Regions from separate parts of the Homo sapiens genome. Here region 1 is linked to region 2. Evidence: read pairs that join two places in POLR2A ChIA-PET (ENCODE). Cell type or tissue: PC-9. All regions are shown on one strand.

The links. Peaks named below come from ENCODE experiments on the same cell type or tissue, not always from the same donor. Only the 100,000 strongest peaks of a DNase experiment are listed, where the experiment ranks them.
Region 1: POLR2A ChIA-PET joins it to region 2 with 5 read pairs; 4 of 35 experiments call an interaction of 5 or more read pairs at or near these places.

Annotation. Positions count from the first base shown.
Region 1 is chr1:182,891,600-182,895,599 of GRCh38, forward strand. No RefSeq gene overlaps it. Among named protein-coding and RNA genes, the nearest start is that of DHX9-AS1, 54 kb to the left of the region's middle. In PC-9, no CTCF peak of the experiment used is centred here; a DNase peak (open chromatin) is centred at 1,912.
Region 2 is chr1:182,974,720-182,978,719 of GRCh38, forward strand. No RefSeq gene overlaps it. Among named protein-coding and RNA genes, the nearest start is that of SHCBP1L, 24 kb to the left of the region's middle. In PC-9, no CTCF peak of the experiment used is centred here; no DNase peak of the experiment used is centred here; H3K27ac peaks cover 354 bases.

The DNA.
Region 1 (4,000 bases), 83 kb before region 2:
GATGAAGGACAAAAAACATGATAATTTCCATTAATGCTGAAAAAGCATTTGTTAAAATTCAACCATCCCGTGGGGTGGGGGGAGGGGGGAGGGATAGCATTAGGAGATATACCTAATGTAAATGACTAGTTAGTGGGTTCAGCACACCAACATGGCACATGTATACATATGTAACAAACCTGCACGTTGTGCAAATGTACCCTAGAACTTAAAGTATAATTAAAAAAAAAAACAACCATCCCTTCATGATTTAAATAAAACCCTCAAAAAACTGGGTATAGAAGGACATACCTCAATACAATAAAATCCACATATGACAGACCCACAGCTAGTATCATACTGAATGGGAAAGGACTTTCCTCTAAGATCTAGAACAAGACAAGGATGCCACTTTCACCGTTGTTATTCAACATAACTGGAAGTCCTAGCTAGAGCAATGAGACAAGAGAAAGAAATAAAGGGCAACCAAATTGGAAAGGAAAAAGTCAAATTATCCTTGTTTGCAGATGATATGATCTTATATTTGGAAAAACCTCAAGACTCCAGCAGAAAAACTACTGGAACTGATAAATTTGGTAAAGTTGCAGGATACAAACAGACATACAAAAATCAATAGCATTTCTATGCCAGCAACAAACAATCTGAAAAAGAAATCAAGAAAGTAAGTCAATTTATAATAGCTACAAATAAAATAAAATATCTAAGAATAAACTTCACTGAAGACATGAATGATCTCTACAATAAAAACTATAAAACACTGATGCAAGAAATTGAAGAGGACACCAAAAAATGGAAAAATATTCCTGTTCTTTGACTGCAAGAATCGATATTGTTAAAATGGCCATACTACCCAAAGCAATCTACAGATTCAATGCATTCTCTATCAAAATACCAATGACATTCTTCACAGAAATAGCAAAAATAATTCTAAAATTTAAATGGAACCACAAAAGACCCAGAATAGCCAAAGTCATCCTGAGCATAAAGAACAAAACTGGAGAAATCACATTACCTGACTTCAGATTATACTGTAGAACTATAGGAACCAAAACAACATGGTACTGTTTGCCTCCTCAGAGGAAAGAATTTGAGGGGCATAAGGCAGAAGGAGAGACTGAGGCAAGTTTTAGAGCAAGAGTGAAAGTTTTATTAAGAAGTCTTATAACAAGGGCCAGGCCCAGTGGCTCACGCCTGTAATCCCAACACTTTAGGAGGCTCAGGCAGGTGGATCACCTGAGGTCAGGAATTTGAGACCAGCCTGGCCAACATGATGAAACCCCATCTCTACTAAAAATACAACAATTAAGGCCAGGTGTGGTGGCTCATGCCTGTAATCCCAACACTAAGAGGCCGAGGTGGGCAGATCACCTGAGGTCGGGAGTTCGAGACCAGCCTGACCAGCATGGAGAAACTCCGTCTCTACTAAAAATACAAAATTAGCCGGGCGTGGTGGTGCACGCCCGTAATCGCAGCTACTCAGAAAAGCTAAGGCAGGAGAATCGCTTGAACCCGGGAGGCAGAGGTTGCAGTGAGCTGAGATCGCGTCATTGCACTCCAGCCTGGGCAACGAGCAAAACTCCGTCTCAAAAAAAAAAAAAAAAAAATACAAAAATTAGCCAGACGTGGTGGAGGTCACTTGTAGTCCCAGCTACTCAGGAGGCTGAGGCAGGAGAATCGCTTGAACCCAGGAGGCAGAGGTTGCAGACAGCCAAGATCATGCCATTGCACTCCAGCCTGGGTGACAGAGTGAGACTCCATCTCCCAAAAAATAAATAAATAAATAAAAGTTTTATAACAGGAATAAAAGGAAGGAAAGTACACTTGGAAGAGGGCCAAGTAGGTGACTCAAGACGCAAGTGCGTGGCTTGACCTTTTGACTTGGGGTTTTATACACTGGCATACTTCTGGGGTTTTATGTTACTTCTCCCCAGTTGCCAAACTCCTGAGCTCTTATCAGGAAGCTGCTGATCACCAGTTTCAGGTGTTTTCTATTTATTAGGAGAGACTGCCTTTCCTTGGCACTGGCTGTGACCAGTTATTAGTTTAGAGAGACAGTTGACCACCTGACCATCACCTGATGGTTGCCTGACACTCCTGGTGTATTGTGGGGGGTGGGGGAAGGGGCGGAGCTCTCTTCTGCCCCACTCATACCCAACTAGCTACCCACTGTAACATTACTTGCATGAAAACAGGTACATAGACTCATGGAACAGAATAGAGAAATTAAAACAGTTGAACTCATGGAGATAAAGTAATGGTTACCAAAGGCTGGCAAGGGTAGTGGTGGTGGTAGGAAAGTGGGGATGGTTAATGGGTACACAAATATTGTTAGATTGAATGAATAAGATTTAGAATTTGGTAGCACAACAGGGCAACTACAGGCAACAATAATTTACTGTACATTTAAAGAAAACTAAAAGTTTCCTAGCCAGAGCATCAGACAAGAGAAAGGGCATCAGAGTCGGTAGAGAGGAAGTCAAACTGTCACTGTCAGTGATGTGATTGCATACCTAGAAAACCCTAGGTATGCAGTAAGACTCATCCTAAAAGCTCCTAGATCTGAAAAATGAACTCAGTAAAGTTTCAAGATAGAAAATCAATGTACGCAAATCAGTAGCACTGCTATAAACCAACAACAACTCAGCTGAGACTCAAATCAAGAACTCAATCACTTTTGCAACAGCTGCAAAAATAAAATACTTAGGAATATACCTAACCAAGGAGGTGAAAGATCTCTTCAAGGAAGACTACCAAACACTGCTGAAAGAAATCATCGATGACAGAAACAAATGGAAACATATCCCATGCTCATGGATGGGTAGAATTAATATTGTGAAAATGACCATACTGCCAAAAGCAATCTATAGATTTAGTGCAATTCCCATCAAAATACTATCATCATTCTTCACAGAACTAGAAAAAACAATCCTAAAATTCATATGGACCCAAAAAAGGCCGGCACAGCCAAAGCAAGACTAAGTGGAAAGAACAAATCTAGAGGCATCATATTAGCTGACTCAAACTATACTACAAGGCTATAGTTACCAAAACAGCATGGTACTGGTATAAAAAAAAGGCATGTAGACCAATGGAACAGAATACCCAGAAATAAAGCCAAATATTTACAGCCAACTGATCTTTGACAAAGCAAACAAAAACATAAAGTGGGGAAAGGATACTGCATTCAACAAATGGTGCTGAGATAATTGGCAAGCCACAGGTAGAAGAATGAAACTGGATCCTCATCTCTCACCTTATATAAAAATCAACTCAAGATGGATCAAAGACTTAAATCTAAGACCTGAGACCATAAAAATTCTAAAAGATAACATCGGAAAAACTCTTCTAGATATTGGCTTAGGCAAAGAGTTCATGACCAAGAACCCAAAAACAAATGCAACAAAAACAAAAATAGATGGGACCTAATTAAACTAAAAAACTTCTGCACAGCAGAAGAAATAATCAGCTTAGTAAACAGACAGTCCACAGAGTGGGAGAAAATATTTGCAAACTATGCATCCAACAAAGGTCTAATATCCAGAACTCAAATCAGCAAGAAAAAAAATCAAAAAGTGGGCTAAGGACATGAATAGACAATTCTCAAAAGAAGTTATACAGGCCAGGTACAGTGGCTCATGCCTGTAATCCCAGCACTTTGGGAGGGTGAGGTGGGTGGATCGCCTGAGGTCAGGAGTTCAAGACCAGCCTGGCCAACATGGTGAAACCCCATCTCTACTAAAAATACAAAACCTAGCTAGGTGTGGTTGTTGCGCACCTATTATCCCAGCTACTCGGGGGACTGAGGCAGGAGAATGGCTTGAACATGGGAGGCGGAGGTTGCAGTGAGCCGAGATCGCACCACTGCACTCCAGCCTGGGCAATAGAGTGAGACTCCATCTCAAAAATTAAAAATAATAAAATAATAAAAATTTTAAAATTAAAAAGATATACAAATGGCCAAGAAACATATGAAAAATGCTCAACATCACTAATTATCAGG
Region 2 (4,000 bases):
ATGACTCTGAGTCATCTGAGCAGTTAATTACACAAACAGAGTTCAGAGAAGAAAGCTGAGGGTCAATAGAATTAGGATCTGAAACAAACAAATGGTATTTGAAGTCGTGGTAATGATGCGTTCTCCTAGAGAAAGTGTGGATAAAGTTGGGAAAAGAAAGCACTCACTAAGTACTTTCAAGGAGCTCTGATTTTAAGAGGTAGGATAGAGAGGATTAAGAGAGCTGGTAAAATACAGTGAGGAGGAGCTGCCTTTAGAATGGGAGCTATGTCAGGGGTGTGGTGCCTGAGAACCACTGTAGTGGAATGTGAACCAAGGAGGGAAAGACTGCATTGAATACTGTTGAGGAACCAAGCATAAGGAGAACAGAACATTGCTCATCTGGCACTATAGAGGCCTTTGGTAACCTTGACAAAGGTGTTTCTGTGTCATTGAAGGGACAAAAGCTAGACTGACCCTAGACCCCAGAAATTCCACCTCTAAGTTATAGCAACTAAGAAACTTGTGCACATGTGCACGAAGAGAACCGTATACAAAAAATTCATAATTGTTTTGTTCACTGGAACAAGAAACTGGAAATGACCCAAATTTGTATCTTTGGGAGAATAGATAAATAAATTATGATATATTTATACTGTGGGATGAGTGCTCTAACTTGAGCAAGTATATTAACAAAAAACACACAATAAACAAACGAAAAAGTCACAGAGTATATCTGTAGTATGATTCCATTTATACAAAGTTCAAAAAATGAAAAATAACACATTGTTTAAGCATACATAATAAGTAAGGGAATGATAAGCAAAACTGAAAAGGGCTATTACCTGGGTATGGGAATACTCAAAGATTAAACTCTATCTGTATTACACATGTGTTTTGGTGTATATAAAATATTTCATTAAAAATAGCTACTTAGCACTGTCTCCTGAATAGGTCTAAATATATTGACCGACTTGGTAACAATAAGCATTGCTAGTATCCTACCTGTGGTCTCCAAATACTATTTTTTACTGAAAGAAACAAGAACTCTCTGAAAAAGGGCTGATTTTAAGAAAAAGGGATTGGGAATATACAAGACAAAGCTAGACAATCTTGTCTTTGGGGAACAGCTAGAGCTATGTCAAAAGAACACAGAACCCAACTTGAAGTGGTTCCCAGTGGCAAAGATGGAAATGCTTGATAAGATGGAAATGCTTGATTATAGTTAAGGATATTTACTGCAATGGATTGAAAAACACATAAAATATGCTTATCCTGCTTTTTAAAATATAAATTATTACTGTTGGTTATTCAAATAGTAAGTGAAAGAAGTTTCTCTTTATAGTATTCCAGATAATAAAAGAAGAACTGAGAAAATATAACCATTTTTCAATTTGTAATAAAATAATGGGTTTAATTCTCATCAACTGCTGCTAACATCACAAAAGAGAGAGAAACAGACATTGTGTGCCTCCTGATGGAAGAGCACAAACCAACTGTGATGTCTAGCCAAAAGAAACTGAACCCAAATCTGATCAATCTTCTAGATCCAACTACCATTTTATAGAAAATACAGAGGACGGAGGAAATCTCACCTATATCACATGGATGCATTCATTCTGTGAAATCCACATTGTGGAGAATTCTAAAAGACAAATAGCTCTGTTTTTTCAAAAACAACAATAAAAACACTACAAACTAGCACAAGAAAAATGAGAGAGGAGGGGAAAACAATAGCTTCAAACAGACTTAAAAGATATCCAACCACTCCCAATATGTAAACCTTATTTAGATTCTGCTTTGGATCAACTACTAAAATTTTCTTATAAATGTATGAGATGATTGGAAATTTTGGATACTAACTGTGATATTATGATACTGGTGATATTGAGAAATTATTAAATATTTTAATAAGTGATAGGTGTATTGTGGTTATGTTAAAGATAAATTTTACATTTAAAATGAGTTTTATTTAAGGGTAAAAATTAATCATGAATAGATTAATTTGCTAAATTAGTTTAATTAATTAATTAGTTAAAATAGCTGATTAAAGGTACTTTTACAGCTGCTTCTTCCCAAATAAACTAGAATGAGAGAAAATATGTACATACATGTATGAACGTTAAAGTCATAAATCCACACATATAATATAAAAGATAAAGGGGGCCGAGCATGGTGGCTCATGCCTGTAATCCCAGCACTTTGGGAGGCCGAAGCAGGCAGATCACTTGAGGTCAGGAGTTCGAGACTAGCCTGGACAACATGGTAAAGTCCTGTCTCTACTAAAAATACAAAAATTAGCCAGGCATGGTAGTGAGCACCTGTAATCCCAGCTACTTGGGAGGCTGAGGCATGAGAATCACTTGAACCCGGGAGGCGGAGGTTGCAGTGAGCCGAGATCTTACCATTGCACTCCAGCCTGGGCCATAGAGCGAGACTCGGCCTCAAAAAAAAAAAAAAAAAAAAGATAAAGGGAAAGAAACAACAACAGAATTTTGGACTTCAGAGTAGATATCAAAAACAGTATTAAGTGAAAGTTTCCTTGGCCAATCCAACTTGGAGAGTGTTCATTTGTTATTGCTTTAATTTCCATTTCCCTAATTACAGTCATGTATTAATTAACAATGGGGATACATTTTGAGAAACTCATTTTTAGGCAATTTTGTAGTTGTGTGAACATCATAGAATGTACTTACACAAACAGATGTTATAGCCTACTACACACCTAGGTTACATGGTATAGCCTTGTGCTCGTAGGCTACAAACCTGTATAGCATGCTACTGTACTGAATACTGTGAGCAACTGTGACACAATAGTAAGTATTTATGTATCTAAACATATCTAAACACAGAAAAGGTACCGTAAAAGTACAGTATAAAATATAAAAAATGGTACACCTGTATAAGGCACTTACCGTGAATGGAGCTTGCAGGACTGGAAGTTGTTCTGTGTGAGTCAGGGAGTGAGTGGTGAGTGAATGTGAAGGCCTAGGACATTACTGTACAGCACTGTAAACTTTATCAACACTGGACACTTAGGCTACTCTAAGTTTATTTAAAATTTTTTTTCTTTAATAATAAATTAACCTTGGCTTGCTGTAACTCTGTTACTTTTTAAATGTTTAAATTTTTTAAATTTTTGACTCTTTACAATAACACTTAGCTTAAAACACAAACATGTTGTACATCTGTCCAAAAGCATTTTCTTTCCGTATATCCTTATTCTATAAACTTTTCTCTAACTTTAATTTTTTTAAGCTTTTTTGGTGAAAAACTAAGACACAAACTTACACATTAGCCCAGGCCTACACAGAGTCAGGATCCTCAGTATCTCTGCCTTCCACCTTCATATCTTGTCTCCTGGAAGGTCTTTAGGAGTAACAACATGCATGGAGCTGTTATCTCCTATGATAACAATGCCTTCTTCTGGAATACCTCCTGAAGGACCAGCCTGAGGCTGTTTTACAGTTAACTTTTTATTTTAATAAGTAGAAGAAGTACACTGTAAAGTAGTGATCCAAAGCATTATAAATACGTATAACAGTAATATGGTCATTTATTATCATTATCAAGTAGTATGTACTGCACATCATTGCATTTACTATACTTTTATAGGACTGGCAGCACAGTAGGTGTGTTCCCACCAGCATCACCACACCCACGTGAGTAATGCATTGTGCTATGACATTTCCATGGCTATGTCAGGATAACTACAATGTCACTAGGCAATGGGGATTTTTCAGCTCCATTATAATCTTATGAGACCACCGTCATGTATGTGGTCTATCATTGACCAAAACATCGTTATGGAGCACATGACTATACTAGTGAGGTTGATCATCTTTCTTACTGACCATTTAATTTCCTTTTTTATGAGTTGGCTGCTCACGTATTTTGCCTGATTTTCTATTGGGTGGTTTGTTTTGAAACATTCTGAGTACTAATTTTTTATTAGTCACATATGTTGCATATATCTTCTCTGAGGTTGTCATTTGTATTTTAACTTGTTTATGCTGTCTTT